Regions from separate parts of the Homo sapiens genome. Here region 1 is linked to region 2. Evidence: chromatin loops called from intact Hi-C (ENCODE). Cell type or tissue: heart left ventricle. All regions are shown on one strand. Each heading gives the region's core, and the rest is flanking DNA. Links, peaks and the distances in the headings are about the cores only. Region 1 holds the start of LOC105375061 (a long non-coding RNA gene). Region 2 holds the start of LOC124901317 (a long non-coding RNA gene).

Region 1 (5,379 bases), core at 317-5,316, 330 kb after region 2:
CTGGATAAATGCTAGTTTACCTGTTAATTGGTTTCCGTAGACAACAAGTTTAAGTCGGCTGATCAAATTTAATGATCATTATTAAAGTGTCCCCCGACTCCGAAGACCAGGACATACATTTCTGCTATTCAAGCAGTGGATGAACCACTTGGGTTCGTAAACCTTATGACTCAAACTGTGTCATAAACTCAAACTGAGTCATAAACCTTATGACTCAAACTGTGATTCAAGGGAGCACACTGTGACATACAGGTGTCTTACACTAAATCCTCCACAAAGTCTTAAGTCCACCCCGATTTATTTGCATTTTAAATCTGAATTTCCAAATTTGAGTAAGTAAGTTTACTTTTTTTTTTTTGACAGTCTTGCTTTGTTCCCCAGCCTGGAGTGCAGTGGCACGATCTTGGCTCACTGAAGCCTCCACTCCTGGGTTCAAGCAATTCTCACGGGTCAGCTCCTCTAAGTCCACCCCGATTTATTTGCATTTTAAACCTGCATTTTCAAATTTGAGTAAGTATGTTTACTTTTTTTTTTTTGAGACAGAGCCTTGCTTTGTTCCCCAGCCTGGAGTGCAGTGGCATGATCTCAGCTCACTGAAGCCTCCACTCCTGGGTTCAAGCAATTCTCACGGGTCAGCCTCCCAAGTAGCTGGGACTATACAGGTCATGCACCACCACACCTGGCTAATTTTTGTATTTTATTAGAGGCGAGGTTTCGCCATGTTAGCCAGGCTGGTCTCGAACCCCTGGCCTCAAGAGATCCGTCTGAGGCCCGCCTCGGCCTTCCAAAGTGCTGGGATTACAGGTGTGAGCCACTGCACCTGGCTGTATGTTTACTTTTTTTTTTTTTTTTTTTTGAGACAGAGTCTCCCTCTGTCACCCAGGCTGGAGTGCAGTGGTGTGATCTCAGCTCACTGCAAGCTCTGCCTCCCGGGTTGATGCCATTCTCCTGCCTCAGCCTCCCGAGTAGCTGGGACTACAGGCGCCCGCCACCACACCCTGGCTAATTTTTTGTATTTTTAGTAGGGACGGGATTTCACCTTGTTAGCCAGGATGGTCTCGATCTCCTGACCTCATGATCCACCCGCCTCGGCCTCCCAAAGTGCTGGGATTACAGGCGTGATGTATGTTTACTTTTCATGGTCAACAGAAAACTATAGAAGAACTTTCAAATTCTGGATTTCATACAGAAGTTTACAGAATTTTACAAAAATAAATTTGCTTTAAGTGGGGAATGCCTATTCAAGACCTTGATCTAGATTCTTTTGGAGGGTGGGGGGGGTGGGGAAGGGGGGTTGTTGTTGTTTTTAAACTAATAGAGACAGGGTCTCACTATGTTGGCCAGGCTGATGTTGATCTCCTGGCCTCAAGCAATCCTTCTGCCTTGGCCTCCTGAAGTGCTAGGATTATAGACATGAGCCACTGCACCTGGCCTCTTTTGGATTTTTTTTGTTTTTGAGACGGAGTCTCACTGTCGCTCAGGCTGGAGTGCAGTGGCGCGATTTGGGCTCACTGCAACCTCCACCTCCCGAGTTCAAGGGATTCTCCTGCCTCAGCCTCCCGAGTAGCTGGGACTACAGACCACCACGCCTGGTTAATTTTTTTTTTTTTTTTTTTTTTTTTTTAGTAGAGATGGGTTTCACCGTGTTAGCCAGGATGGCCTGGATCTCCTGACCTCATGATCCACCCACCTTGGCCTCCCAAAGTGCTGAGATTACAGGTGTGAGCCACTGCGCCTGGCCTTTTTTGGTTTTTGACTTTAATTTTAGCTGTTTACTTTAGACAACCTATACCAAATAAAATAGCTATTCCTCTAGAAACTGTGTGCCTTAGCCAGTGCTGTAAATTTAAAGTCTACTTCTGGAGGCCTAATTGGAAGATTTTTTTCTACTTTTATTCAGTCAGTCGATCCTCATGAGCCACCATTATTCCATACTGTATTATACAGGGGGAGGAGAGTGTATAAAGATGGCTGTACATGATTCCTTCCTGCCAAGGAATTTAATACCTAGAAAGACATATGGGGGCCTTGGAACAGATTCAATTCCAGGATTGAGAAGAGACCTATCAATATTCGGAATCCTCTCACCATCACCCACATGTACACAGCAATTTATAGCGGGTGCTCAGCAACTATTTGTTCAATGAGTTAACTCGCCAGTCCTCCAGGTACGCTCATCCATGTGTGCATTTGGCAGAGAGAGAATGTGTGTGTAAATCCTGAATTCCATTTACTCCCTATCTACCATCCTCAGCCACCGCCAGCGAGCTGAGATGTGCTCTAGGAATGTGGATGAGAGTTCATGTTGACACAGCAAAGCATAATTAGGAAGACATTTTAAGAAATTGAATAATATATTCCTAAGAGAACCATAAGTGATCTTTGAATTGTAGATATCCCTGTGTAAAGGAGCCAAAGGGCCAGTCGTGATGGCTCACTCCTGTAATCCCAGCACTTCGGGAGGCCGCGGCGGGTAGATCACCTGAGGTCAGGAGTTTGAGACCAGCCTGACCAACATGGAGAAACCCTGTCTCTACTAAAAATACAAAAATTAGCCAGGCATAATGGCGCATGCCTGTAATCCCAGCTACTCGGGAGGCTGAGGCAGGAGAATCCCTTGGACCCAAGAGGCAGAGGTTGCAGTGAACCGAGATCAAGCCATTGCACTCCAGCCTGGGCAACAGGAGTGAAACTGTGTCTCAAAAAAACAATAATAATAAAAATAAATATAAAAAAAGGAGCCAAAGAGCTGATTACTTCCTTTATGTACGAGAGGATCTTTTGGAAAGGACTGTCTTTAAAAACAGAACAACTGGCACAATCAAAATATGATTAACTGTAAAATATTTGATGTATCTATGTTTATTTTTTCTGGACATAAAGCAAGGTTTACTTGCATCAACTATCTAGAATCATTGGACTCCTGCTCCTCTACATGAGGTTGGGTGTCTGGAAGTTTAGGCTGTAGGAAAGAGACCCTTAACGGATAGGCCAAGCTTCAGAACGCTGTCCCTGCCCACACCTCATGCCAAAGAGCACTGTTCACAGCCCTACTCTGGGCAAAACCTGATGTTGCCCCTTACAATGAGTTCTACCTAGGCCCTAGCAAGTCGGCACTTGATCCCAAACCATTAGGCCCCTAGGCCGTGTGGTGACACATTTGGCTCAGCCCAGGAAGATGAGAGAACCAAATCAAATTTCCACATTTGAGAGTATGAATGGAGAAACTTGATGAGCCAAAAGCAGAGAGCAGTGGCCATGCAGAGTCCTGAGGGAGCAGAAACTATTGGTAAGCAGTGAAAGCCCATCATTAAAAAGAACACATTTGGCCTCAGGAGTGAAGAGGGTATCCAGTCCCTAAGACTGTTTAAAGCATACCTTTCCAGTTCCAGGAGCTGTCCAGACCACACAGGTCTTTAAAAATAAGCCCCTATTTCTTTTGGAGTGGTGCTAGGGTGGTGGGTATTTCTAGTCCTATTATCCAAGAGATTTAAATAGAACCGAACCTCATCATAGAATCAGCACCAGCCCACTGCAGAGGTAGAAAAGGCACTGCTTTTAAGATGGTTATTGGTTTAGCTGTAACTAACTTACCATATGACCCTGAGTGAGTCATTTCACCTTGGGTTCCTCATCTATAAAATGAGGATAAAATCCATGTCTTCTGGTGTGGATCAGAGTAGGTAACTTAGGTGAAAGTCGTTTGCAAGCACTATAGTTGCAGAACACTCACCCAGCTGAGGCTACTCAAAGGGGACAGAGGCAGGGTGAAGGGCCTCACGGAAGTGCCATTTGGACAAACCGATGCAAACTTTGGAAGCAGGAACAGAGTTGGGAGTGGGGAGGCTGTTGGAAAACCCCATTGGCTGAGAGAAATCCCCTTAAGTGTCACAATTCAGAGAGAGAGACTGATTCTGAGAAGGGCACTGGGCAACCTGCCAACATGGGGCATCACCGAGTCCAGCAGAAGGGCACACAGGTGAGGCCGGGTGTGGTGGCTCAAGCCTGTAATCCCAGCACTTTGGGAGGCCAAGGTGGGCGGATCAGGAGGTCAAGAGATTGAGACCAGCCTGGTCAACATGGAGAAACTCCGTCTCTACTAAAAATACAAAAATTAGCTGGGCGTGGTGGCGCATGCCTGTAATCCCAGCTACTCAGGAGGCTGAGGTAGGAGAATCACTTGAACCCAGGAGGTGGAGGTTGCAGTGAGCCAGGGTCATGCCATTGCACTCCAGGCTGGGCAACAAGAGTGAAACTCCGTCTCAAAAATAAATAAATAAGAAGTGCACACAGGTGAAGTGTGCTGTTTCCATACCCTGTTGCAAGGCCACACTGGAATCTCTGCCACACCTCAACACGGACTGAATTCTAGTAAACAGAGGCCAGCCTGAGGGGCAGGAAAACTGGTTTCTGCTCCTAGACCTTTTCTATCTCCTAGATAGGTGTGATGTTGGGCAAATCATTCTGCCTCTTCTTTGGTTCTCTTGCCTGCAAAATAGGGTAGTAATAACTATTTGTGGGGAGAAAAAAAAAACAACTTTATATTTGTACAGTTCTTTATTTGGATGCTATAAAATATTCTCATAAACTTGATCTTTTTATTTTTAATCTTCTCAACAACCTTGTGAGGCAGGTGAGGTAGAAACTTAATGGCACAAATAGTGGATGACATCTATAGTGTATCATTACATGGCAGTATTGTACTAAACACCATATATTGGTATTGCATTGAATTCCCAAGCAACTATTGGAAGCAGGAACTACTGTTATCTTTTTTTTTTTTTTTTTTTTGACATATGAGCAAACTGAGGCTGAGGGTAAGGAAGTAACTTGCTCAAAGTCACTCAACTAACTGGTAAGCCTGGGATTAGAAACCAGATCTGATTATAAGGCTAGAGTTTTCCATTAGGCTAAAATGCATATGTGAAAGCACTTTGGGGAAATAAAGCTTAGAAATGTGAACAAATGGGCCAAGTGCAGTGGCTCATACCTGTAAAACCAGCACTTTGGGAGGCCAAGGTGAGAGGATTGCTGGAAGCCAGGAGTTTGAGACCAGCCTGGGCAACATAGCAAGTCTCTGTCTCTACAAAACAATAAAAATAAAATAAAAAATGGTCGCAAACACCTGTAGTTTTAGATACTCCAGAGGCTGTGGTGTGAGGATCACTTAACCCCAGGAGTTTGAGGCTGCAGTGGGCTATGATCAAGCCAGTGCTCTCCAGCCTGGGCAACAGAGCGAGACACTGTCTCACACACACACACAAAAAAGACAATATAGTATTATAGAAGCAGACTTTAAGATGAGGAGAAAGTAAAAGGAAAAATAAAAATAAATTTTTAAAGATTTGCACAAATGGAATAAGTTTTTTTTTTGGAGAC
Region 2 (5,379 bases), core at 302-5,301:
AAATTTTAGAGAATTAATTTTAAAAATAATGTTATCTGTTTCTCTCTTTTCTCTCTTCCTGGAACTCCCAGGCTAGTCTTCTCTTTTTCTTATCTTTTGTCTTCTATTTCCACCTCTTGGTCTCTTTTTTTTTCTGGGAGATATCCTGGACTCTATCGTCAATCCTTTTAATGAGTTTTTCTTTCCATTCTTAATTTCCAAGGACTCGGTTTTTTTCTTGACTATTTTCTGAAACAACATATTTTTCTTATTTTGAGGTTTCAATATCTTATCTGAGGATTTCAAATATAGGCGTGGAGATTTTTTTGTGTTGTTGTTGTTGTTGTATTGTTAAAATTTTCCTCCCTCCTGTAAAGTTTCTGTTTTATCCAGGTTTCTTTTTTTCTCTGTTAGTTTTGGTCTCTATCTTTCACATCAGAGACTGCAATCTGTTGTTGTTGGTTCATTTTTAAGAATGAGAGACTAAGAACCTGATGAAATGCTCTGAAATCATGGGTAGAGCTTATCAATTATGGAATGTTTTGTGGGGTGATCTGTCTGGGATGTTTCACCAGGAAATCTATAGTGCCAGTATCTTTTGATCTTTCCTCTTAGTCTAGTCAGATTTCTCAGAGAAGATACTTGGTCTTTTGCCTGGATGGTAAAATTGTCCTATCTTTTCTCACTGTTAGAAAAGTAATCCAGTACGGCACCCACTGTCAGAATCTGCAGGAACAGAATTCCCAGGCTCCCAAGCTGAGTCAGTTAAACAAACTTACCGTAGACAAGTGATAAATGTGTTCATTTTTTAAAACTATTGAAAGGGCAGTAGTGTACTTAAAAATTGATACCCAGTCATTTTTTTTTTTTTTTTTTTTTTTTTTTGAGACAGAGTCTCGCTCTGTCGCCCAGGCTGGAGTGCAGTGGCACAATCTTGGCTCACTGCAAGCTCTGCTTCCCAGGTTCACGCCATTCTCCTGCCTCAGCCTCCCGAGTAGCTGGGACTACAGGCGCCCGCCACCACACCTGGCTAATTTTTTGTATATTTTTTTAGTAGAGATGGGGTTTCACCGTGTTAGCCAGGTTTGTCTCGATCTCCTGACCTTGTGATCCACCTGCCTCAGCCTCCCAAAGTGCTGGGATTACAGGCGCGAGCCACCGCACCTGGCCCAGTCATTTAGGATTTTTACTCACCAATTTTTGTTGGCATTTGTTTCCATCAATTGCTTTTGCCAATGGCTAATAGTTGTACTCTTCCATAGTTGAGTTTACACACCTATATGGTCTGCAAATAACTGAGTGTTAATTAGCATTAATTGAGTGTGGCTATTCTCTACACACATTCCAGTCTGCTCCTTTTGGGTTCAGTCTGTCCACAAGTGCTACATGAGGAGTCTCTTAGAGTTGTAGCTTGTGCTGCTCCCTATTGGAGGGAATAACCCCATGCTTATTGAGGGCTGATCCTTGACTAGGAGGCGCCATTACAAAAAGAAACAGGATCAGGCTGGGCACAATGGCTCATGCCTGTAATCCTAGCACTTTGGGAAGCTGAGGCAGGTGGATCACTTGAGGTCAGGAGTTCAAGACCAGCCTGGCCAACATGGTGAAACCACGTCTCTATGGAAAATACACACACGCACAAAAATTAGATGTGTGGGGTGGTGCGTACCTGTAATCCCAGCTACTCGGGAGGCTGAGGCAGGAGAATAGCTTGAGCCCAGGAGATGGAGATTGCAGTGAGCTGAGATCATGCCACTGCACTCCAGCCTGGGTGACAGAGCAAGACTTCGTCTCAAAACAAACAAACAAAAAACTGCTCTGATCTGGAAAAAATAAATTCAATCAAAGATCTCTTAACTGATGTAGTAAATTTGTGTTTATGGTCATATTCAGTACTTCCCCGGCCTCCCTCCTCTTCCCCTTTATGATTTGATTCCCGGATAGTTTGTTCATAATTTATCTACCATTTAGTTAAAAAGAGTTTTCATTTTTACTTTCATCTTTCTGGTGAATTGTGAAATTATAAGTTCCTGTCCCAGTTTACTTAGTGGATTTTCATCAGATTGGTCACCATCATCATGTAGAACCTAAAAGGTAGAGGGAAATTTCATTTTAGACTCATATGTTTACTTGTTAGTTTAGACTCATTTGTTTACTTGTTAGTTTTCCCTTGTTTTCCCACTCTTTGTCCCAATCCTTCACTTGTATTTATCAAAGCAAAGTTCAAAATTCCTTATTTGTATTTATCAGATCCCTTCATAGGTAGCATCACCAGATGTACTTGGGGTTTTGGCAATTTATTGATGGGACTCTTACCTGTCCCCATTATTGTTACTCACTCTTTGGTCTGTCACCATGGAGTTATATGTTGGAAGCAATTAGGAGAGTAAATGGCTTGTGATAGAACAGTAGGCTTCCTCATGCATGTTCCTGAGTCAGTGAAAATCCTCAGCTATAAAGTGAGGAGTCAATGCCTCCACCCTCCTTTACTTGCTGCTTAGGAGATGGGCAAGTAGGAAGGGCCATTTTATATTCAGATTATAAACCCATTCTTGACAAATCAGATGCTAAGAAATCAGGAATGCTGTTTTTCTGTACATCTCCTTAGTGGTGGCTTTTACCGAATTCAGCATTAATTGTGACAACATAGTTTTGGCTCTGATGAGAGGGCAGCAGTGAAATATAACCTACCTTTAGGCCGGTGCCTCCAGGCACAGAAAAGGGTAGGGAAAGGATAAGCTCACAGGGCTGCTGTGAGTAGCACGTGCGTGGACTGCTAAATACGTTGGGTCCTCCCCCAGGCCAAGGCAGCATCCACTCCTCCACGGTCTCTCTGGTCATGTGACCACTTGTCTGCCTCTCTCATCTTATCAGAACATCTACAGCTTTGTTCCACGGGATTCTTCACTAGGGATCTGATGGCATCCACGTGAGGAACCAGGAGCTTAATTTTGTCCGCCAGTCAATGGAATCCACAGCCGGCAGCCAAGCCAGTGGCCTAAACATAAATCACTGCCTGCGAATTTGAATACAGGAAAGTCTTGTTTGCTCTCTAGAGCCCAGCTTCAAGTCATCGGTACTGCCTTTGGTTCTGCCCACTGGGAAGAAGCCCCTCATTCTCCTCTCCAAGTATCCCCCCCAGGCAGGGTATAAGGGGACCGCCACCGCTGGAGGTTTTAGAAGTGAGGGAGGCAAAGCCACCCACAAAACCGGCGGCAGCTCAGAGTCCACCGTGCTTCTCCGGCACCGATGCCGGGAGCCTGCAGGGGGCGCCCTTGCCCAGGCTGGCCTCCGCAGTGCCGGAGGAGGGACCAACCTCCGTGGGGCTGAGCTTTTCGATCTCTGGAGTTCCTCTTCAGCACTGGAGCTAGCTTTTGTTTGAACGTGACCGATTCCTGTTATACAGCTTGGGACCCCGAAGTACTTGATGTCCCTTGTCTTAGCTTCCATAAGCAGCTGGTAACTGACATTCAAAGGGAGCATCCTCAGGACTAGAAGCCACAGGCTAAGTCCTTCCCCTCCCTCAGGAATTCCCAGAAGGCTCCGGTCATCAGCAGTTAAGGAGACACACTTCATATTCTGATTGGTGATATGGACCCAGAGGAAGGGCAGCAGGCACTGTGGTCTGCAAGGCTTCGGAGGCAGTGGCTGGTTCGGACCGCATGCAAATTCTGATGCCCTTCTAATAATCTAATACCCAGATGTGGATCCAAGATGCCCATTAATATCTATGCCTGCTTTTTAGTGGTAGGGGGCTTGAAAAACAAAAGCCTCTATCTGGTCCAGGGTGAATTCCTCTAGCGGGCAGAGGCAGAGCCAAACTGCATCTTGGAGGGCGCCTGAATTTTCTCATGATTGATGGCACATCCCTTTCAGTCAAAAAAATCAAGGGAAGACAGAGCTTCAAGCACAGTTGTTTCTGAATTACCCCTAATTAATTTGTCATCGTTGTACAGAATAACTTCAGTATCTGAATTAGGCCACCTATTAAAATCCTGCTTTATCAGATTATGGCACATTGCCGGAGAATGGATATTTCACTTTGAAGGGAATTGCTGGCCTCGCCAAATGAAGGCTAGCTAAAAGTAGGGTTGTCAGATTTAGAAAATACGAATAGAGGGCACCCAGTGAAATTTGGGTTTAAGAGACATAACAAATAATTTTTTATTTAAGTGTGTTCCAAGTATTGCATGGGATGTACTTATACTAAAAATCAATTTGTTCTTTTTCTGAAATTCAAATTTAAGTGGGCATCCTGTATTTTATCTGGCAACCCTAACTGTAAAAAGAGAATTCAAACAATTTAAAAGACCTTAGACCTTCGGTACCATTGTAGAGAGATAATCACCATTAAGAGTTTGGGGTGTGTCTTTCCTTTTTTTGTTTTGTTTTTGAGATGGAGTTTCACTCTTGTTGCCCATGCTGAAGTGCAATGGTGCGATCTCGGCTCACTGCAACCTCTGCCTCCTGGGTTCAAGCGATTCTCCTACCTCAGCCTCCCGAGTAGCTGGGATTACAGGCATGCGCAACCATGCCCAGCTAATTTTATATTTTTAGTAGAGACAGGGTTTCACCATGTTGGCCAGGCTGGTCTCGAACTCCTGACCTCAGGTGATCCACCTGCCTCGGCCTCCCAAAGTTCTGGGATTACAGGCGTGAGCCACTATGCCCGGCTTGGGTATGTCTTTCCATAAACTATTCATGAATATACACAAATATTTATGTATGTTCAAATCCTGGTTCCTCCAATTGCTAGCTGAGTGACCTTGGAAGAGTTAACTAATCTCTCTGGATCTTAGTTTCTTCATCTGTAAAATGGGCATAATAATAGTATCTGTCTCATAGAGTGTTAATGGGGGTTAAATGAGTCTGGCATTTAGAAGGCACTGAATGATTGTCTGTTATCAATAATTATTATCAATAATGATAACTAGGCCGAGCGCGGTGGCTCAAGCCTGTAATCCCAGCACTTTGGGAGGCCAAGGCAGACGGATCACTTGAGGTCAGGAGTTCAAGACTAGCTTGGCCAACATGGCGAGATCCCGTCTTGGAAGCTGCAGCATGAGAACCTCTTGAACCCAAGAAGCGGAGGTTGCAGTGAGCCAAGATCACACCACTACACTCCAGCCTGGGTAACAGAGTGAGACTCTGCCTCAAAACAACAACAAAACACAAACACACACACACACAACATACACACACAAATAATATCACTAATATATATCATGTCTTAAAAATTTGCAAATGGAGGCCTACTCTATGAATTGTTCTATACCTTGCTTTTTTCAACTTTTATCTTGTTTATTCTTTTTCACAGATACATATGATTTTTTTAAAAAATTTAGTTCCTATTGATGATCATTTAGGTTATTTTCAACACTTTTTTGCATGTACTGCTGT

The links. A loop is a pair of places that touch in the nucleus more often than their neighbours do. Peaks named below come from ENCODE experiments on the same cell type or tissue, not always from the same donor. Only the 100,000 strongest peaks of a DNase experiment are listed, where the experiment ranks them.
Region 1: it touches region 2 in a loop (3-fold over the local background); 44 of 110 quality-filtered maps call a loop at or near these places.

What each region holds. Positions count from the first base shown.
Region 1 is chr6:42,219,501-42,224,879 of GRCh38, reverse strand. It overlaps LOC105375061 (a long non-coding RNA gene), which reads right to left and starts at 141. Exons shown (of 4, transcript XR_001744122.2): 1 at 21-141. RefSeq lists an enhancer at 294-373. In heart left ventricle, for the core only: no CTCF peak of the experiment used is centred there; no DNase peak of the experiment used is centred there.
Region 2 is chr6:42,545,631-42,551,009 of GRCh38, reverse strand. It overlaps LOC124901317 (a long non-coding RNA gene), which reads right to left and starts at 3,985. Exons shown (of 2, transcript XR_007059578.1): 1 at 2,671-3,985; 2 at 1,838-2,066. RefSeq lists an enhancer at 2,938-3,117. In heart left ventricle, for the core only: a CTCF peak has its summit at 3,242 (motif pointing right); DNase peaks (open chromatin) are centred at 2,769 and 3,239; H3K4me3 peaks cover 1,013 bases; H3K27ac peaks cover 301 bases; H3K27me3 peaks cover 400 bases.